Regions from separate parts of the Homo sapiens genome. Here region 2 is linked to region 1. Evidence: chromatin loops called from intact Hi-C (ENCODE). Cell type or tissue: endothelial cell of umbilical vein. All regions are shown on one strand. Links, peaks and the distances in the headings refer to the core of each region. The heading gives the core; the rest is flanking DNA.

Region 1 (11,591 bases), core at 2,426-10,425:
CCAAAACCAGCCCATGAATGGGTCAGCAGCCAAAGGGAGAGGAACCTGAGATTCCTACTCACTAATGTGTCCATCACATGCAGGCTTTTACTTAATCTCCTTTTTACACTTGTCATAGAACATAAATGAGTCCCACATCTCCCCTAAAACCCATACAATTTCAGGTTAGCATTAGTGTCACTTTCAATAATCCAGCTTATTGTTGCTGGACCGAACAATTCTACTTATAGCATGTATAAAAGAAATCTGTACTAGTAAAAACAGACTATGATGGTCCTTATCACATTTTATCCTGGGAGTGTTATAATCAGTTGTAACAATGTCATGACCAGAGCTGAATGATGCTGATAAGTTTATTTTCCCTTAGCTCTTTGTATTCATAACCCTGTCTTCAAATTGCAACATAATGTCAATATTTCTTCTGGAAATTTGATAAGCACCATCCATTTACCTTCAGGTGTACATTGACAGCAATTAATCTCTGCGTACCACCTACGTTTCCAGTTGTCATCCTGTACCTCCTCTATAAACGTTTGCTCAAAAGAACATCTCAGTTTTACTTTTGTCTAGACAATATTTTTACCCATTTGCTTATTTACTGCAGTGCACTTTAGGCTGTAACCCCAAAGCTCAAGAAAATAAGTTTTTTGGAAGCCAGTCATGTTAGGCATATAATTTATATGTTTATAATTTAAGTCATCTTTTCAAAAGTAGTATATATATTGAATATTTAAAGTATTCTTGTTTTATTCAGATGTCACATTTTATATTGCAATTAGTATCTATAGGTCAAAATGTATGGAGTTATAAAAAAGGTTTTCTTTAAAAAATTTGCTTTCCAACACTATCAAAGGAGACACTGAAACATTACAGCTAACTTGAGTTTTTTCATTTAATTTAAAGATAGTGTGAACAGGTACTGAAGACACTGTCTTACATTTTACTAATATCTATATAGAGTGGATTAAATTTGTGAAAACATATATCTGCACAGAGTCTATAAATTTCTCAAGGTCAGAAAATAAACCATAAAAAGATTTAATTCCTCTAAAGCTTTAAGCATGCTAACATTTGTTAACTTGATCTTATAAAATGACATTTGAGATGTGTTTATCTTCCAACCTAAAATATTAATTTTTATTGATCAGGTTATAAGTTTTTGCTTACTTGCAATAACTTTATTATTTTTTCTGTTGACCCTAACATATAACAAATGAAGACATGTGCAGATATAACATGTTAAGAAGATAAATAAAACATCAACACTCATGTTAACACTGCAAATACACATGAGAGCTTTATACTAAGACGGCCATCTCCTCCCTCTGACTTATATTTTCCTGAAGGACATTTACATAGCATAAATATTTTAAAGACTTTTGGCTATTTGATGACACCTTGAACATATACTTTGAATCTAAGGGAAAGGAGAGTCATATTTATCTCCTTTCTAAAACAATTCAAATGTGATGTGTCCCTATTTGCTAAGCTGAAAGTAAGATGAAGTCAAATAAATGGAAAATCAAATATTTTTAAACTTCTAGGAGCTTTTTGTTTGCTTTTTTGTTATTTTAATAAGAGAAACAAAGTAAAACATGTAAAAACACAAACTCTCACCCAGCATCCTCTTACGAAATACCCAATTTTCAAATAAGCAGTACTATTTGCTCTATTTATTACTGGTCTTTAAGAGAAATAGACCTAAAAAAGAACATCTTGGAAGGCTAGTGTACTTTCATAATTCCCTGAGAAGCTCAGTGATTATGAGTAATGTGAACCAGAGTTCAATATTCTTACCCTTGGAATCAGGAAAAAGAAAGTCCTTTAAAAGATCAAGATCTTTGATAGCAGTAACAAGAACTAAATTTGCCAGGGGTAGAGCCGTCCTCTTACCAATTTCAGGCAAGAAGCAATCTTTTCTTGAGTAGCGAAAGGCAAGCCAACTAAAGAAAAAATCTGTGTGACTTCAATTACATAAAATTGACTAGATGGTTAAAAAACAATACTTTCACAGAATTTTTTCTTTCTGTAAAACTTTACTTGTATGTTGGTTCTTATTTCATTCAGAGATATATTAAGAGCAAATGAAATTGTGAAATTATTTTCAAATACACAAAAAAAGCTCCCCCACGACAACTTTTTCTCAATTGCCTCTTTTGCCTTTCCTCAGTTTTATAGTCTTCAGTGGGTCTCCCTCATTGCTCCATATTCCTAAGCCAACAGGAAGAATTTCTTTCAGACCCTTAAGCCTTGTGTCTGTTACCATAGAGACAGGCATCACAAAGTAGCTGCTCAGGAACATCCTCATGGAAATACAATAAGAATCCTATGGGTTTTACAGGAATTTCCAGCGCTACCAGTGAGCAGAAATTATATCTTTCCCTAGAAAAAAAATGTGGGGATTTTAGTTGCACATTATGGAACTATGGAGATTGTAATATTTGGTGGTAAATTCAGAATCCCTCAGCTTTATGCTTAGAATTTGATTATAGTTTCTCCTATGACATGAAAAAAAATCCCTTCTCATATCCCTATGTTCAGGAAAATATAAATAACTCATTGCTAATTCTTAAATTTAGCATGTCTTATCAATCATTTACTAAAACCCTTAACTGTTCTTTTATAGTGCAGTGCATTTGTTTTATCTTGATCCCTTCTAGAACATATTTGATCAAGAACACACTCATAATGTTATAAAAGTAAGTCTCTAAAACTGCAATTCCAAAGCTGCTGAGAGAGTCTATAAACCCACGAAGAGAGAAGAGGGTAGCTGCAAGAAGAAAATTCCACTCACTTTACCTTGTTTTCCATTGACTTTCACCCTTTCTGTAAGTCTACTGAAATCATACACTAACGGAAAAGCAGCAATAAAAATAACAGAATCCTACCAAATAGGTAAATTCAGCAAGATTAATGGAGTCAAACTAGGCAGATATTATATATAAGTCAATGATTGCAGAGACTTCAATTTTTTATGGAAACATTAAATAAACATTCCTCAACAAGTAAATTATCTCAATAGACTAACAGCCAAATGAAACCATCTTTATCTGTTAGGCTGCATATTTGAACTACTTTTCCAAGTCTCTAGTACTTAAGTAGTATGGGTGGTTACAATTTCTGTTTATGGTATAGAACTGTTATTTAACTGTTACATTGCTTGTTTAGATACTTGAGTCAATAAGCAAAAAACAAAATTTCTTTATAGTCTAGAGATGAGGTGAGCAAACTTTTCCTATCGAGGGCCAGATAGTAAATATTCCTGCTTTGTGGCCCACATGGTCTCTGTCATAAGTACTCAACTGTGTTTTAGCATGAAAGGAGTCCTATATAGCATATAAACAAATAAATGGGTGTGGCTGTCTTCCAAATAAACTATAGACTCTTAAATTGAAATTTTATATAATCTCATGTGTCAGAAATATTCTTGAAATGAAACAATTCAGAAACGTGAAAACCATTTTAAATGACTGGTCAAACAGTAATAGATGTGACAATGTGGACTATCATTTACTGACCCCTAGCCTGGATGATGCGAGTGGAGTAGTAGAGACCCTCAGAGAAATAAATGTCTAAAAAAAAGAACATGTTTTTAAAAGAAATGATTGGACTCACAGATTCTTAGTTAAAAATTATCTCAGACATCTTCTTCAATTTCCATTTAGTGCAGAAACTCCATTCTTAGCACTGAACACTTTAGGAATAAGGAGTGCAGTGTCTCACAAAGTAATCAATTCTCTGCTCACAACATTAACTGGAAGAATACTTTTCCATTGCTACCAAAGAGGTGCAAGTGAGTCTAAACCCTCTTCTGCATTATAGCACATCGAATATTTGAAATCAGCTTAATTTTCTCTACTTTTTTCCTTCAAGTATTCTTCAACTTTTCACTTTTCTAGTACTTTCCATGCCCCTCAAATGTTATAGTTTGTAGGACCTTTTAGCATTCAGACACTTTTCACTGAACATACCCCCAAATGTTAAGGTTCCTCTTAGATCATGGTGTCCTTCTAAAATATGTATATATTACCACATATAATATATACATATACCATACCTATCATATATATACACACACACACCATTATATCATATATATCCTTCTAAAATTCGTTCTCATTTTTTTCATTTCCTTTTTCAGGATACATGTCTAACAATATTACTTTGTTTCATTGTATTTTGATGTCATATGAATTATGACTGATAATAATGATGACCAACAAAATCAGTAAGATTTATTCAATTAATTATTACTAAGCTTTAACTCTCTCATGTCCTGTACTTGCCAGATTGATTTTATGAACCTTAGCTTAGGATGTTATACTTATTCCTATTACAATTATTCTCTTTGACCTCACCACAGTTTTTAGGTGGTCATAATCCTTTGGTACCCTAATAGTTCAATGTATTTGTTCTGCTTCCCAGATAGACAGGCTATCTGGATCGTCCTTCAGTTTTTGGACATTAATATTTCACAGGCCAAGTAGGTTCAAGAACAGAGACATAAGGCACATTACAGAAGATTAGGTTCAAGTCAGATGGAACCAATTTTATAGAACTATGCTATAGTCCTGTGAAAGGCCCTCTTCCTGGTTTACTGTGATTCATTAATTGATACATCACAGGCAGGGTCATTTAGCCAGCTGATTTATTGACCAGACTCTTATGTCAAACAGCAAATATTTCTCCATTTTCACCATATGGGCATCATAAAAATCTTTACCAAAGTCCATGCTATAATCAAGATAACTAGCCATATTACATACTTTTCAGATAACATTGGAGAATCACAGCATATATTATCTTTGCACTCTTTCTAAACCATCTCACCTTCTTCAGGAATTGTCAGTTACTCCCAGTGAAGAAAAAATATTGCATATTTTTCTGGAAAAATATTTCCAGTTTTAAGTAATTATTTACTCTCCACAATCTAATTATGGACTTTCCTTCCTATTTTTCACTTTAGTTTATTAACTCCAGGACCAACTAAAATATTGTCGTGGCTTTCTCTTTTTAAACAGTTCTGACTTTTTTTTTTTTCCAAAGCGTGTGTGTGTGTGTGTGTGTGTGTATGCACATGCTTAAGTGGTTTGTTTTTATTTGCTTTTTCCTTCTTAAAAGATGGATTATATGAGAATGGGAGGATAATAGGATGGAGCAAGCTTCTCAGGCAAAACATTTCAAAGCATATTTCTTAACCGATAGTGTCTTCCCCTGCTCATCTTTCTGAAGAGCAACACCTGAGAGGCAGCTACTCTAGCTCATGTGGGAAATTTCACTTGACAGTCTTATCACAAAAAGAGAAATAAGGGAGATTTTTTTACTTAAAAAATAATGATGCTCAATAAAATTTTTACCTAAAAGAGATAAATAATTGTTTTAGAATATAAATGCCTTAGAGAAAACAATCTGAGTTTGAGAGAATTGGGGAAAACTCACATAGATTTATAAAAGTCACTAATTCTGGATTTAAAAATATATTAAAATGTTTGCAGTCTATTTCATTGTGTCCCACTTCTCTTTCACACCTTCTATTTTTATGCATTTCTCCTTCATCGTTTTTTCTTCCTTAAAGCACTTCAGAAGACACAGGATTAAGCAATTGGGATTTGAAGACTTCACGTGGTCTCATCACTCTGCAGGCTGACCCTGTTTTAGAGCAAGAAATATTGGCAGACATTTCCAGCTCTTACAATGCATTTATCAATAAGGGTTTGCCTGCTCTTCAGGTGCGTGGCATATAGACTTTACGATTTCATTAATAATCAACAGCTGGTGCCACCTAGCGTCTGTCCAATCCATTCATCAGTGGGACCAAATACAGAGCACTTTCTAACCGCAAATGAAGCAAGCCTAAACTATAAACTAAAAAATACAAAAACACAGTTTGGGGATTCCAGTGGCTGATTTAAAGTACGCTATCTTCATTGAAAAAGAAAAACCTTCTTTTAAAAGTAACTATGGTAACAAGAGAGTGAGGCTAGAAGGAAGCTCACATTTTTTCGAAGGAGACAATTCACAAAAGGAGAGTCCTACTAAAGATGCAGTGTAAAAGAGTTTTTACAGTCTTGAATGGTCACTTAAAACGGTTATAAAAAGTTGAAAAGTAACATTGGCCAAAGAGGGCTGTATTTTAAACAACAGTATAGACAGAGCTGAATTTTCTCAACCAACCACAAAATAACCCTGTAGCATTTGGATGCAAAATTCTGTCAGTCTTTGAGCTTCCCAAAGATTAACCAAGTTCTGTAACACACTATACAAAAGCATCTACAGTACTTAAAAGTATTAAACGGAAATAATCAGAGTGCCTGAACCACATTATAAAAAAAAATTCTTTGCTGCTAAAATGATACATCTAGAAAACTATTTTCTTTCCTGCTGTATATATGAATTATGAATGATATTCAACCACGGTAATGTATGCTTCAAGGTTAAAAAGTAGTCATCCAAATCCTTGACTATTTTTCAAAACAGAAGTTAGCAATTATTTTGGAGAAATCCTAGTGTAATTAGCCCACCACTTGCTAATTAATTTACTGATATTTAAATACATGTTGTTTTTAACTCACCCTTTCTAAGAGGAATACGTAATTGAAAACCATGGACTAACATTCAGAAAAAAAGTTACATAACAGCCAATAGTGTTCCTTAACCAGACTGACTGGGATATTACAATTACTACAGAAAAGGCACAGCACATACGAGTAGCACTGTGTACACTGAAAGGTCATATTAGATGTACATATATGATAGTCTATTAACTTGGATGATTTAGCTCCTCAGGCTATGGAGGAGACTGGGTAGAGAGCCGAAAGATTCTGTATTACATAGACAGTTAATAATCAGGCTTTTCACACTTAGGAAAATCTATTTCTATATTATTTAACATCTGTTTTAAACAATCACTTGTTAAATGTTTGAATGTTTTATTTGCTTGTTACCCTAGTGGTGATAAAGATTATTTCAATATGTTCAGTCTGATTACAGTCACTGACAGATCCCCATGACAGCATGTGAAGATAGGTTATAGAAACGATGCATAGTTTATACAAAAAGCATAAATTGCTCCCCTTTCTCCAAAAACTTTATTTTTGGAGCCAAATACTGTCCATGCTCATGCTCCATTTGCTTAAAAGTACTTATAATTATAATCCACTGATTGTAGGGGAAAGAAATATTGCAAAACAGAGAAAGGGTTCTAAAAATCGTACGCAGGCAAGAAAGAATGTAAGACAAAACTCATTAAAGGGCAAAATAAATAAATAAATAAATAAATAAATAAATAAATGCTCACATTTTCAATAATTTATCACTTCTGTCATTTTTCATTAACAGCCTTCAAAGCCCTATCTGAAACAAGCTGATACAGAGAAATTAAGAGCAGTAATCAAGCGAGAAATCATAGACCAGCTGGGTCGACATCAACTTGGCAAAACGTGAATACAGTTCAATAGCTGAAACAGATGCTAGAGTTGTTGAAAAACCCTGCAGGAGATATTGATATATTTTCTTCATATAATGCAGAATGACTGAATAAATGTCAAAAGCTAGAAATTGATGAGGAGAAATGACTGACAGCCAAACTCCTTATAAAATAGAAACCAAGTATAACAATTTTCAACCTATCCAAACATTCTGTACATTCTCATTTCTCTCACTGTCTGAATATGCCAATACATCAATCAGTTCTTGCAACTAAATTGCATATAACTAATCTGGGGTAGATTTCCCCGAAGATTTTTTTCCCCCTGTCATCATCTACCTGAAGAAACCTAGACTCCTGAACAATACTTTATTCTAAAATCTTCTAACACTGATTTCTATCCCAGAAGTGTTTTCCTGAGGTTGGAGGCAAGCACACCCCCTCCCCAAAATCTAACGCAGCACAAGGCAATTTTAAAATCCATTCTGTAAAAGCAACACTGTTTGCAGAGTTTGAAGAGCTCGGCAACAAACCCCAGCTACCAACAGCTGCTTGTTCAAACATATGCTTTGTCATGGCCAGCTTCTAATTGTATTTGTAATGATGTAATAGCTTTAATAATCCTACCTTCCATGCCAGCTGTTTTTCCTGTCACTCCATCATGCCAATAAGTTGGCTGCTGTAACAAATCAAGATAGTGCAAAACAGCATCTTTCTCCTGATTCTGTCATCTTCCTGAAAGCATTCTATTACTGCCGACTGCTGGGAACCAGAAAGTCTATTTGAATTCCAACAGCTCCCCTTTCGCATGATTCAAGTTAGGTTAGGTGGGCATGCCTAACATGATTCTTTCAGTCATTTATTATGCAGCTGCTACAACGTCGGTGTGGTAACCACTCTGACTATCTGATACGTCAGTCGAACAAAACCTATACCTCGGAGCAAACACATGAGCCAGAGCAGCGTTTGCATTTAACGAGCATTCTTCCTGCCTAAAAAACAGTGGATCTGCAAATCTCTTTCAGTATCTACTCGCTCTTCTGTACAGATGCAAAGCCTTTGGATTAGATTATTTTCCTAAGTGTAACAATAGTAGAGTTCCTCGCCAAACATCATATTATTCACACTGAAATTTTGGCTGATTTTTACTTATCTTCACAGCCTTTTAAGGGTAAAAACTCTCTTCTGAATTGTACTTTTGCAATAAGATGTTGTGTGCTCAGCTCCACATTTCTGCGTTGTAAAATATAGCATGCACTTTCTCAAATGGAATTTGCCTCTTGTGACTCTATAGCAAATTTTCAAATAAGAGGATATTTCAAGAAAATATTATTTATTTTGCACACTGGAGATATTTAAAGTCTGGCACCCTGTATGCTTCTCCCAAGGGTAGACTTTATACTTGATATTTTGACTTTAGATGAGTGATTTCTTCACAAAGTAAGAAATTAGATTAGCTGAATCTCTTACACAACTTCTTTAACAAGTAAATAAATGCTATTCAGGAAAATGCATTTTGTATTTTAAAAATACTAATCGTGAATCAGTATTTGTTAAAAGAAACTGTAATTGTTATCAATTATACCGTATAATTTTCTCTAAAACTTCCAAGTTTGCCTGTCTTGGGGGCACTTATGGTTTGAAATTATAACACAAGAAAGTTTAAGTGTTTTCATGAGAAAAATTAATAAAATCATATGTTTCCTCTCAGATTTGTATTAGGTATTTAGTTTGTTAGGAAAGCTATCCCCCCTACCACAAAAAGTAAACAGACAGCTGGTTTCATAGTTACATTATGAAACTATAAGGAATAACTCATTTAGCATATGTGAAATATGCCAATATCGCTATTCTGAAATAGTGTTTTCCTAAGGGGTTATGGTGTGTGTGTGTGTGTGTGTGTGTGTGTGTGCTTTGTGTGCAAGTACTCATACATTTTAGCTATTCTACTTCCATTTGATTTTTGTATAACAAACACAAATAATCCCTATATATCAAGATATACACAACAATCAGTAACTTATAGTTTATTAGATATAATTTATAAATGCAAGAAATAAACCTGAAAGATAAGTTGAGTCCATATGAATCCACCAAGATTTCTCTAAAATAATATACATATCATTCCACACAACTCTGAAAATACTGGTATATCAATTACTGCTATTTTACATAAAAAGTCTTCGGTGATTAGCATATCTATTTTAGAGATTGAGAATAGCATAAATGCCATGTGTTTTTTTTGTTGTATTCTTGGCTTCTACTAGCCTCTCCAGCTTAAACTCTTGCCTCTCTTCCTCTTTATACTTTATTCCAGCCACAATGGACTTCTATTTTTTCTTCTAAAATGCTGGACTCCTTCCTGTTTCAGATATTTTCCGTATTCTGTTTCATCTATTCATAAGTCTGTCTTGAGGCTTGTGAAAATTAATTTTTTGTAAAAATGTATACAAGTTGTACAACATGTTTCAATATACATATAGTGAAATGATTACTACAGTAAAAGTAATTAACATATCCATCCTCTTACATGGTTACCCTTTTTTTGTGTATTTGGTGATAACACTCAAGATTACTCTCTTAGTGCATACTGTAGTGTTATTAACTATAGCCCCTATCCTGCACATTAGATCTCTAGAACTTATTCATCCTGATAATGAAAACTCTGTGTCCTTTGACCAATATCTTCCCATTCTCCCCCTCCCTCTGCCCTTGGTAACAATCAATCTACCCTCTGCTTCTTTATAGCTGACTGTTCAGATTTTACATGTAAGTGAGATCATGCAGTATTATTCTTCCTATGCCTGGCTTATTTCACTTAGCGTAATGTTCTTCAGGTTCACCCACATTATCACAAATAGCAGGATTTCCTTCCTTTGTAGGCTAAATATTATTTCATTATATTTACATATATCACAATTTCTTTATTAATTTATCTGTTGATGTACACTCAGGTTGTTTTCATGCCTTGGCTATTGTGAATAACTCTGCACTGAACATGGGAGTGCAGATATCTCATCTAGATACTGATTTCATTTCCTTTTTATATATACCCAAAAGAGTGGTAATTTGATCCTAGGGCATTCGTATTTTAACTTTTTGAGGAATCTCCATACTGTTTTCCATAATGGCTATACAAATTTACATTCCCGCCAACAATGTATAAGGATTCCCTTTTATCCACATTCTTGCCAAAACTTGTTATTTTTTTTATCTTTTTGATAATAGCCATCCTAACAAGTTTGAGGTGATATTTCACTGTTGCTTTAATTTGCATTTCCTTGATGATTAGCGCTTTTGAGAATCTTTTCATATACCTGTTGGCCATTTGCATGTCTTCTTTGGAGAACTGTCTATTCAGGGGCTTTGACCATTTTTAATCAGATTTTTTGTTTTTTGTTTGTGTGTTTTGCTTGAGCTCTGAGTTCCTCATATATTTTGGATGAAAGCTGCATATTGGTCATATGGTTTGCTAATATATTCTCCCATTCCACAGTTGTCTCTTCACTCTGTTAATTGTTTCCTATGCTGTACAGAAGGTTTATGGTTTGCCGTAGTACAACTTGTTTAATTTTGATTTTACTGTCTGTGCTTTTCATGTCATATCTAAAAAATCATTGCCAAGACCAATTTCGAGAATTTATTTTTTCATGCACTTTCTTCTAGGAATTTTGTAGTTTCAGGTCTTACATTTAATTCTTTAATCAATTTTTAGCTGACTTTTGTTGTGTGATGTAAGGGTCCAATTTTATTCTTTAGCATGTGTATATCCAGTTTTTCAAACACCATTTATTAAAGAGAATATCCTTTCCTCATAGTGTACTCTTGTTGCCCTTCTCAAAATTTAGTTGACCATATATGAATGGGTTTATTTATGGGCCCTCCATTCTGTTGCATTGGTCTATATGTCTGCTTTTATGCCAGTACTATATTATTTTGATTACTAAAGCTTTGTCATATAATTCAAAATCAGGAAGTGTGATACCTCCAATGTTGCTTATCCTTCTCAAGATTGCTTTGGCTATTCTCTTTCTTTTGTTGTTTCATTTGAATTTTAGATTTTTTTTAAATCTATGAAAAATGCTATTGGCATTTTGATAGAGGTTGTGCTGAATCTGTAAATTGCTTTGAGTAGCATGGACATTTTAACAATATTAATCCTTCT
Region 2 (11,591 bases), core at 2,036-10,035, 960 kb after region 1:
AAGGCTCTCCCGCTGTGTGCAGCCTTGGGACTTCAGGCCCTGCATCAGCTGCTTCAGCTCCTACTATGGCTAAAAGTGGCCAGTGTACAGCTTGGGCCATTGCGGTAGACGGTGCAAGCCCCATGCCTTGGCAGCTTACATGTGGTGTTGGTCTTGCTGGTGCACAGATGTCAAGAATTGAGGTTTGGGAACCTCCACCTAGATTTCCCAGGATGTATGGAAACACCTGGATGTCCAGGCAGAAGTTTGCTGCAGGCACAGAGCCCTCGAGGAGAACCTCTGCTAGGGCAGTGCAGAAGGGAAATGTGGGGTCAGAACTCCTAGACAGAGTCCCCACTGGGGTACTGCGTAGTGGAGCTGTGAGAAGATGGCCACCATCCTGCAGAACCCGGAGTGGTAGATCCACTGACAGTTTGTACCATGTGCCTGGAAAAGCCCCAGACACTCAATATCAGCCTGTGAAAGCAGCTGGGAGAGGTGCTGTACTCTGCAAAATCACAGGGTGGAGCTGCCTAAGGCCACAGAAGACCACTTCTTGCATCAGCATGAGCTGGATGTGAGACATGGAGTCAAAGGAGATCATTTTTAAGCCTTTATGATTTGACTGCTCTGCTGGATTTTGGACTTTCATGGGGCCTGTAGCCCTTTCATTTTGGCCAATTTATCCCACTTGAAATGGGTATATTTACCCAATGCCTATACTCTCATTGTATCTAGGAAGTAACTAACTTGCTTTTGATTTTACAGGCTCATAGGTGGAAGGTACTTGCCTTGTCTCAGATGAGAGTTTGGACTTGGACTTTGGGGTTAATGCTGGAATGAGCTAAGACTTTGGGGGACTGCTGGAAGGGCATGATTGTGTTTTGAAATGTGACGACATGAGATTTGGGAAGGGCCAGGGGCAGAATGATATGGTTTGGCTGTGACCACCCCCCCCAAATCTTATCTTGAATTGTAGCTTGCATTATCCCCATGTGTCATGGGAGGGACCCAGTGGGAGGTAATTGAATCATGGGGGTGGTTATTTCAATGCTGTTCTCATGATAGTGAGTGAGTTCTCATGAGATCTGGTGATTTCATAAAGGGCTTTTCTCTTTTTACTCAGCACTTCTCCTTGCTGCTACCATGTGAAGAAGAATGTGTTTTCTTCCCCTTCTGCCATGATTGTAAGTTTCCTGAGGCCTCCCCAGCCCTGTAGAACTGTGAGTCAATTAAACCTCTTTCCTTTATAAATTACCCAGTCTCAGGTATTTCTTTATAGCAGCCATGAGAACAGACTAATACATAACTCTTGTGAATTTTGAAATTCAGTTAAAGAAATGTTTCACTGCCTGAAATAAAGTGGCTCTCTCTGCCATCTAAACTTTTAAATTACTTAGTACTACTGGAATATAACAGAAGATTCATGCCTTTAACAGGGATGAAGCAGGAGAAATCAGTCAGAGGAAAGGAGGGTTGGTAAACTTGATCTTTGCCATCTGTTCAAATTGCACTGAGTATAGTGAATCTTTTTAACAGAAGTCATTTTTCATCTACTGTATGTGGCTTTGGCAAAAGTAGTTTATTATTGTTTTAGCTTTACACCATAGACCCAAGATATGAATAGTGGGAAGGAAATATTATTACAGCTTGGTTCCCCTGTATTCTCTAGAAGATCACTAGAATATTGATTTCCTTTTGGCCTGATTCACTGTACAATGGTTTTATATGGGTGGGTTGTAAGAAACAAGAATTTATATATATATATATATATATATATATATACACACACACACACACACACACACACACACACACACGCACACACACACACATATATGCATATATAATTATACACATACAATTTCCTGTCTGTTTATTATCCATAATAAACACCTATTTTTATTATTTCAAAATAAATTACATTGAGATTTCTTGATTTGCCTGGAGAAATAAGGACAAGGTGCCTAGCTAAAATTAGAATTAAATGACTGGATTTTAGAGACAGGAATACGAGCTTGACTAGGTCCCAACTTACACTATATTCAATTTAAAAATCTAAGAAATGGCAAAAGCAATTCAACACATTTCTAGAAATTAAATGGTAAAGCCTAAGAGTGAAGGCTGAAACAATGCTACTGAATTAAGCTGCTGCAATCATTATGTACCTGTGGTTCCCAATTTTAATGTATTTTCACTGCATCAGGAAAACTTCCAGAAGACTAATAAAGGTGTTAAGAAGTAAAGCTAACTCCGACATACAGTCTCCCTGGCAATATATTTTTGTATTTTGTTTTGTTGTAATGCTGGTGACACTCCAGTTTGGTGCAGCCACAGGAACTGACATTTTCCAATCACTCTGGCATTTACAGCCCCCTCTTCACTCCGCATCCCACTGGGATCCTCCTCCTCAGAACTCACCGGCAAGGCTCGGCCTGCCTTCGCCACTGCCAGTCTTGTTTCATTTTGGTTTGATGAGTGGAGGTGCAGAGAGGGTGAGAGTGTTGTAACTAAGGACAGAAGTGAATGATAGCACATTTGTATTACGCAGCCACCCTTTTCTATTCCCAACTGAAGATCACCCTTAGGGATATGTGGTTTAAAAAGTAGCTGAGAGAAATAGCCAAAGGAAGAGGAAAATGGATGCGAGAAAGAACGTGAAACGAGCCTTCATACCACTCTCACTCCAGTCTCCCTTTCCTCTATTGCAGTTTTTCTCTTCTCTATGCTGATTTTTACTCCTCAGACAACTCTATTCCAGATTCCTTGTTTCTTCATTTGTGAAGCTCATCTTCATCTCTGCATGTCCTTGTCTCTGTCTTACTCGAAGCCAATCTCAGGGCCATGCCCCTATACATGTTTTTATTAATCCACCCTGAGTAATATGGTTGGTAAAATTCAAAGTGATCAAAAATGCCCTTTGGGATTGCATATATAATGTGAATTCCCTTGCTACTTTATATGACTACATGAGAAAGTTTGAACTCTCTGAAATAATGATAGGGCACTATAAAATGCACGGCGTTATTAATATAATCATATTTTTTCATGTTATAAGTACCAGAAATAGCAGGTGTCTGTATTCTGCTAACAAGCTCTGTAGCTACACATGCTGACATACTGGGAGTTCTAGAGGCAGTTCTAAATAAGTATAAAAATGCAACAAATGGCAAACCATTTATTAATCTCTTTAAGCTAAATTTTTTTCAAGTTATTTTTACAGTATCTTTTAAAACAAAATCCCATATGAAAGTAAATAAATTCTAAAAATTATAAAGCCTAGAATTTCACAGCATTGCCCAAATAGTTATGAGCTTTGTCCATATGTCAGTAGAGTTACAGTAAACTTAGTGATTAAGTTTTTCACTCAACACATTTCCAATAATTGCTTTTTCTGGATAGTGCACTGTACTAAATCCTATGGGAGATACACAAATACATAAACAATAGTCCTTATGCTCTAGAATTTTAAAGTTTGGTTATAATGGAAAGCGTATAGTCAAATAAACCCACAGATGAATGTCAAATAAATGAAGCACATAATGTATAGTATAGGAATTTAGAGTAGGAACAAATCCTTTTTGGAGAAAATGATTGTAGAAGTTAAAAGGAGCAGACAGCATTTAAACTGGACACTGAAATAAAATTCTACTTGGCAGAAAATTGAAGAGGTGATTAAAATAGCAATAACAACAGCAATTTTAATAATAATAACAACAAAGCAATCATGATGAAGTTCATTTTTGGAGCATGTCCTATATAATAATTTCAATGTTAACCCTTTATCTGTCTTATTTCATTTAATATTCAAAACAACCCGATGAGCTAGGAACTATCATTATGCTATTTTCAAAGATGAGGAAATTTGAACTTAGGGGAATAAAACAATTGGTCAAGAATATAGGGAATATAAATAAAAAGACCATAGTTTGAAAATAGGCTATTGTACAACATTCAAGCAAATGTACTGGTTCCAGTCTGTTTGTCTTAGATTCATTCATTGTTCTTTCTTGTCTCTATTTTGTGTCACATGATAGCAGACCCATACATGCAGCTTACTTTTTACCAGATTCAGCCAAATAGAGACACTGATGGGATATGACGGGTTAGAAAGAAGCTAAGAGATTTCTCTCCATTGTCTCTCTACTTTGGTTACCTCTTCCAGCAGCCACTGTGTAACCTCCCTGGCTCTACTATGTGTGAGACAAAACACGTATGGTCCAGTATTGACCAGGTTATCTGGCCCTGGGCTCCCTCACAATCTTCTCCTTAACTGTCCAGTATAGGAGTTGATTGAAGTAGATTCCTGTTCTTGCTAATCCCTCCATTATCCTGCTAGCCCTTCTTTACTTCTCAGCAATTTCATCACTGGTGCTACTAATTTCCACTATCAAACTCCCATTTGTAGAGACTTGATGTGATTTCTATTTTATTTTTATCTATGAGCAGGTACAATAAAATAAAATTTCAAAATATATTTAATAGAAAGGACACAAGCAAAGATTTCAAAGTGAGGAAATAGTAGCCACATTTACAAAGCTAATGGACTAGTTTTATTGGAGTAGGGAACTCAGGAAGTGGAATTCTGAGAATGAGTTTTGAAGGTACAAGATGGTGGATGAGTTTGAATGGTGGGGTTTATGCAACAGGAAATACAGAGTGATTCAAAGTTTGGAAAGAGTAATCTGAAATTCAGCAGTATGGGTTTGGTGAAGGAATGATGTCAAAGAAAAACTGCACCAAATTGAGTAAACGGGCAAGGAAGAATATTGCAACAGGAGTCAAGATGATTACAAAAGGAAGAGAGATTGCACTCAACTCTGCTGATGTAGAAAAATGGGAGAGATGTTAAGTGCCAAAGATAGCTAGTGGAAAAGAACTGGAGGACCTCAGGGAGGAAGTTGGTCAATGTGATTAGGCCATCTGTGTGTGCTAATTGATGCTTATCTAAGTTAGGCTCCTACCCTCCCACAGAGACTGAAAATAGGGGTGCTATCTTTCTTGATGTTTACATTTCAAAGGGATGGCTTCCAGGTCCTTGAGAAAGACATTCCTGGGTTATAAAAGTCAGAAGACGCTGGGGGATTTATATCTCAGAGGGGCAAAGAATTTACAATTGTACTTTTTCTAAAGTAAATGCCTTAAGAAAAGAAAGGTCAGGGACCTACAGTCAAGAAGAAACCTGTCTAAAATTTAGTCAAGCTGAGGAGAACATTAAGGACATCTTGATCAGTGAATAAAATTAAGGAGACCAGTAGAAGGTCATATAAGGTCATAATCTAAAGGTGTAGCAGAGAAAATGTGTAAAAATAATCAACAGAAATTGTCTGCTGGTTAGATATAGGTCAGGAAGAATAAGAAAGGGCAAATACAAGGTAAACTCAACTATTTTTCTCAGAGGGATGTGGCTTTAATATAAATGAAATAAGTGGAAATAATAACCCATTGGTATAAGGGGAAAGCCAATTGAATGGATGACCAATTCGAATTACTAGATTGATAATAGTCATTAACCAGTCGAGGACTAGCAAACCTCCAACAACATTTATTAGATGTATTTCTGTCTGAGAGAATGGAGAAATATTAATTATTTAAATGTAACCACTACTTTGTTTCCATGTGGTTTTTAAAAACATATTTTGAAGACAAATAATGGGAAAGTAATATGTATCACTAAAACCTTGAAGTGAATAACATAATTTGATCCTATTTTTATCTTTCTCTAGGTAAAGGAGAAAAAAAAAAAGATAGGGACGAAATAAACAAGAATGAGGTGATGTTTGCCCACATTGTGGGTCAATGTTTTCATATATTTATCTCATGTAATTCTCAAACAACCATGAAGCATGAAGAAGATATTATCTACCCTATCTTCAGATTAAACTTTGTTTACAAGGTAACAACCAATTGCAGAGCTGCCTTTGAATCTAAGTCTACCGAACTTCAAGATCTATACTCTGTTTGCTACAACAAGGTGCTTGGGATAAGTAGACTTCAATGAGCAGAGAAATTGATTGGAACTTGCATGAAATGATGACAAGTTTTTCTGATCAAAGGCCTTTGCTCTGCTAATGCATCAAATTACAGGTGGTTTCCTCACAAACACTCAATTTTTGCAGAGCTATTCACACTTCAGGTGAAAGTATATTTTTTTTTCAAGGATTAACCATTATTATTGGCTTTTCATATGTTAACTAAATCCATGCTGTTGTTGGAGGCAGTGCTACAGTTTGATGTGCTTGTTTGCCATGATGCAACTTGGTCGCCCTCTGGAGGCTATTTTTAGGATTGACTAGCAAGTCTTAATTTTGAAGAAAGGTCTTAACAATTTAACAACTCATTTTAAAGGTGTGGAAATTATGTATATATCATACTTAATTTTAAAGTTTCAAAGCATTGGGTCCAAAATATTGAGAGACTATTTTAAAATGTTCAATTTAACATTTTATGGCACAGAATATTTGGAATTTCACTTTCCCTTTGGAAATACAGATGGTCATGATTCCCTTTTCATCATGGAAAATCTATCTATACTGGGGTTCTTTTTTTCTTCCCCACTAAGAACACAAGGGCAATTAGCTCTATATAATAAAAAATAAACTATATGATATAATATTTTTCACTTTATTGGAAACAAAATCTGTGGTTTTAGGTACAGAAACCCATCTCTATATTTCCAGATTATTTGTATTTTCCTTTCTACCAGAGACAAAAGATGACAGCTTACAAAGATCTTTCTAAACAGAATGTCTTGAAGGATAAAAATGTTTTGTTCCCTAGTTCGTTCTTTTCAGTTTTTTTGTTGAAAGAGTATTATTCCAGTTAGTGAAAAATATACAGGCAAAGTGTTTTCCATATATTTATGACAGCTGCCATGACTTAGCTATAACTATTTTTCACAAAGTAAGCAGTTATGAGTTGCAACTTTAAACCTAGTGATTCTTTATTTGATTAAATGAATGTCAGCTTTTAAACAAATGAGCAGATGGAGAAGTCAGCCTCAGTCACTATTTGGAGTACATCATACAACCAGAGTTGTATAAAAGTCCTGTAACATGAATTTGTTATGGAGGTCTCTCCAGTCTCCTGAGACCATTTCACACTGTTTCTCACTGTGACTTTATATTCCATTGCTAAATGTTTTAGTGCAGTGTTTGAGACCCTGAAATATTTATTTTTTTAATTTTTAAATTTTATTTATTTATTTATTTATTTATTTATTTTTTGAGACGGAGTCTGGCTCTGTCACCCAGGCTGGAGTGCAGTGGCACGATCTCGGCTCACTGCAAACTCCACCTCCCGGGTTCATGCCATTCTCCTGCCTCAGCCTCCCGAGTAGCTGGGACTACAGGTGCTCGCCACCATGCCCGGCTCTTTTTTTTTGTATTTTTAATAGAGATGGGGTTTCACCGTGTTAGCCAGGATGGTCTCGATCTCTTGACCTCGTGATCCGCCCGCCTCAGCCTCCCAAAGTGCTGGGATTACAGGCGTGAGCCACCGCGCCTAGCCGACCCTGAAATATTTAACAAGACAAATACATAATGCTTACTACATGGCTTCCTTATATCACTCCTCAGTTATTTCCTTGTAACAACTGGACACAGCCCCAGGGCCCTATCCAGCAGAAAGGTGGTGTCAAGCACTGCGTGTTGTATTCTATGATCTTTGGCCCTCCAATTGCCTTTTAGCCACTTTCTTGACACCTCAACACATGTTCCAGCAGAACATTTCTTAAGGCACAGACTTTTAGGGAGTCTTGAATCCATGCTGGAAATGGAGAGGGGAGAATGGAGGAAGAGAAGGGAAAAATACAGGAAAGACAAACACAAATATTTTTTATAAATCTTTCAGCCACAAAAATTATAGGCACCATGCAGAGCAAGTGGGGAAATTTAGATTCATGCATTAATTTACCAATTAGAATGACAGATAAGAGTGAATAAAGAAGTATCTAAGAGGTAAATTGGATAGGATTGGCAATTGATAGGATATAGTGGATGATGAGAGAGGGTGAAGTCAAAGTTAATGGCTAGACTTCTGGTTTATATAACTGAATGAATGGTGCCACCATACACTAAGACAAACAAAGATGGAGCAGGACAGATTAGAGGTTGCGGGAGAGCATGCATATGTTGAGTTTTATGTTTATTTAAAATAAACAGGTTGAGATGTTAAATAGGTACTGGATATACAGAATTTAAAACTGAGGTCTTGGATACAGCAGGTCCTCAAATAACGAAGTTTAATTTAACATCATTTAGTCATAAAGTTGATGAGAAAAAAAAATTAACTCCCACCTGAGGCCACAGTCTACGTGGAGTTTGCACATTTTCCCCATGTCTGTGTGGGTTTTGGCCTCATACTCTGGTTGCTTCCCACATCCCAAAGCTGTGCACATTAGCTGAATTGGCATGTCTACATGGTTCCAGTTTGAGTGAGTATGAGTGTGTGAGTGAGTGTGACCTACGATTGGATGGCTTCCCTGCCAGGGCTGGTTTTTGCCTGGAACCCTGAGATGCTGGGATAGGTTCCCATCACCCACCATTCTGAAATGAAATAAGCAGGATGGAAAATGAATGAATGAATGAATGAATGAGTACAAATTATTGTCAAGTAAAAATTTGTTAAGTACATGACAATCCTACAAATGCACATTTATTATCATGCCAAAAGTGCTCAGGGAGCATGCTATATTTCCTATTATTTGTTTTTGAACTTTATGGTACAAGGGGGTACTCCTGAAAATTTTCACTTTGCAAACATTTATTTCATAATTTAACCCATCACTGCTGTGACTGCCATCATTCACTGATTCACCAAAAAAAAAAAAAAAAAAAAAGTGGATCACTAACTATCTTACTTGATTTTATCAATTTAACTTAAATGTATGTGTAGCTCACATTTATTTCAATGTTTAATATTAGAAGTGTTTTTGTTTTTTATTTATAAGTTTGGTGATGGTTTTGTTACCAAAAATAGTCCATTAGAACTTATCTCTTATTTATATCTACTAGCCTATGGAAAAATTGGTTTCATTATGCATAGTTTTGCTTAAAGTCAGAGTTTTCAAAAATCTATCCACAATGTTAAAAGAGGACTTATTGTACATGTATGTCCAATTTTCATGGGGGTGGAAATTAAAGCTGTGGAAAGAATTTATATTTCCATAAAATATCTTGATAATTTTATAGAAACCCACATATTTTATGCTACTAAAGTGAGAGAATATAATAGTCTAGAATTGAATTTTGAAAAATTTCAACACTTAATGTTTGGAAAGAAGATGTATCTGCAAAAGAGATGGAGATTGAGCAACCACAGAGATAAGCGAAAACCAGGAGAGTCTTAGCCCAAGGAAAATTAAACTTAAAAGAGGGAAGCAAATTCTACTTACAGATCAAGTAACTATAAGATTGTATCTTTTAGTTTATTGAGGACATAGAGCCCCAAGGCCCAAGCCAACAAGAATAGGAGATCGAGACCATCCTTGCCAACATGGTAAAACCCTGTCTCTACCAAAAATACAAAAAATTAAGCTGGGCGTGGTGGCACGTGCCTGTAGTCCCAGCTACTCGGGAGGCTGAAGCAGGAGAATTGCTTGAACCCGGGAGGTGGAGGTTGCAGTGAGCCGAGATTGCGCCACTGTACTCCAGCCTGGCAACAGAGCAAGACTCCATCTCAGGAAAAAAAAAAAAAAAAAAAAAAAAAAAAAAGAAGATAATATCTACCCATTGCTTCTATGAACTTGGAAATTAGTAATAAACTGTTTTTTATTGGAGTGGTAAAGGCTGGATTCTGTTAGAAGTAGACTAAAGAATGAGTAGGTGATGAAGTGAAGATACTGAATACAGAAAAAAACATTTCTTAGGAATTGAAAAATTATGGTTTTGAAAAAGAGGAGAGGGGAAAGATAATCAAAGCAGAGGATGTGTGGAAAAATGGTGAGTTTGATTTTGCATTTCTTCTTTGTTTTATTCTTCTTTTTAACCGTTTTTTCCCTAATTTGGAAGATGTTTTAATGCTAATGGAAGGGTGAGAAAAATATATTAAATAATATAAGGATTCTGAGAAGGTAGAAGTAGATGTAATCCAAAGCAGGATTGAAGAAATTGCCTTTAGTATAAACAGGGCTTTTGTTCTATTAAATGACCAAAGGGGATAAAGATGGGAGCAGAGCTGGTAAATGCATTATGTTCACTAACAGAAAATTTCCTCTCTAATGTCTTTTATTTTCTTTTCTGTGAATTAGAAGAGATTATCTCCTGATAGTACAGCAAATGGTGGGAATATAGACAGTTAAAGATAGTGTGGAATGATAGAAAAACACATTGTAAAGAATGTAATGACTGTTCCTGATAAACGAAGCAGAATTAAAGGTCAATATTGAAGGATCTTTGATGTCACTGATCATGAATTTATAAAGGAAACAATCTAAACCTTTATGTAATTTTCTCAGGTAGCCTTTTAAAGGTAGAGGTCAAAAAAAGTGAAAGCAGTGGTTTCGGGTTTATCCATGTTTGGATACAATGAAAAGACACTAGAGCAAGGGAGTTTAGAATACAATCAGAAATAATAGGCATTGGAATCTAAAATAATAAGGAAGGATGTAAAGGCAATATTAGGAGAAAATAAAGAAGAAAATAGACTTGTTTCAAAGTACAATCATGGTACAGCTGCGATTTGAACAACTAAACTGGAATGTGAGAAGTTTGTTTCAAGGGCACGCTTGTGTTAATGATTTGGGAGGTGGAACTGTATAATTTTTGTTTGTTTTTGTTTTAAGACCATGTCTCCATCCCTTTTCTCTGATTTTTATTGTAGAGGATAGCCTCACAAAATTGAATTTTCCAGTATGCCTTGACAATAAGCTTCCCATTAGGTTTGACCAAAGGGAAGCACTGATGAGATAATGGAAGGAGGGAATAAAGGAGAACACAGAATGCCCTCCTTTTTTAATTTTTTTTTTTTTGAGATAGGATCTTACTCTGTGCCCAGGCTGGAGTGTAGTGGTGTGATCATGGCTCACTGCAGCCTTGACTCCCTGGTTTCAAGTGATCCTCCTGCCTCAGCCTCCCAAGTAACTGGGACTACAGGTGCATGCCATCATAGTTTTGTTTCGTTTTGTTTTCACTTTTTGTAGAGACAGGGTCTCACTATGTTGCCCAGGATGGTCTTGAATTCATGGCCTCAAGCGATCCTCCCACCTTGGCCTCTCAAAGTACTGGATTACAGGCATGAGCCACTACGCCCGGCTTGCCCTCCTTCCTTGAGGGGCATAGACATCTACATCTGAGGCTTTGTCTCCTTCATGGGTACAATTCCTGTTAGAGATTTTCTCCCTCTATATTACCAGAATCACCAGCACCCATTCCAATTTTGCTTAGGGAATTCCCTCTTGCCAAACTCTGAGTAGCCTCCTTATCCCCATTTTGACTCTTTCGCTTTGCCAATCTTTGAAAAGAAAAGGTTATTGTATTAAAATGTGCTTTCTAAACTTCCTGAAGCAGACCATCCGTCCTTCCTGAACTCTAATTGATTAGTCCCAGGAAACAAACCTTCAAAATAAGACTACAGAATTGTTGTTTATCTCTTTGAGCTTGAATGTAGTAATG

What was found. A loop is a pair of places that touch in the nucleus more often than their neighbours do. Peaks named below come from ENCODE experiments on the same cell type or tissue, not always from the same donor. Only the 100,000 strongest peaks of a DNase experiment are listed, where the experiment ranks them.
Region 2: a loop joins it to region 1, with 6 times the contacts of the local background. A loop is called at or near these places in 2 of 110 quality-filtered maps.

The regions. Positions count from the first base shown.
Region 1 is chrX:33,331,206-33,342,796 of GRCh38, forward strand. It overlaps a transcript of DMD not described here. Among named protein-coding and RNA genes, the nearest start is that of DMD, 130 kb to the left of the region's middle. In endothelial cell of umbilical vein, for the core only: no CTCF peak of the experiment used is centred there; no DNase peak of the experiment used is centred there.
Region 2 is chrX:34,294,837-34,306,427 of GRCh38, forward strand. No RefSeq gene overlaps it. Among named protein-coding and RNA genes, the nearest start is that of FAM47A, 170 kb to the left of the region's middle. In endothelial cell of umbilical vein, for the core only: no CTCF peak of the experiment used is centred there; a DNase peak (open chromatin) is centred at 6,245.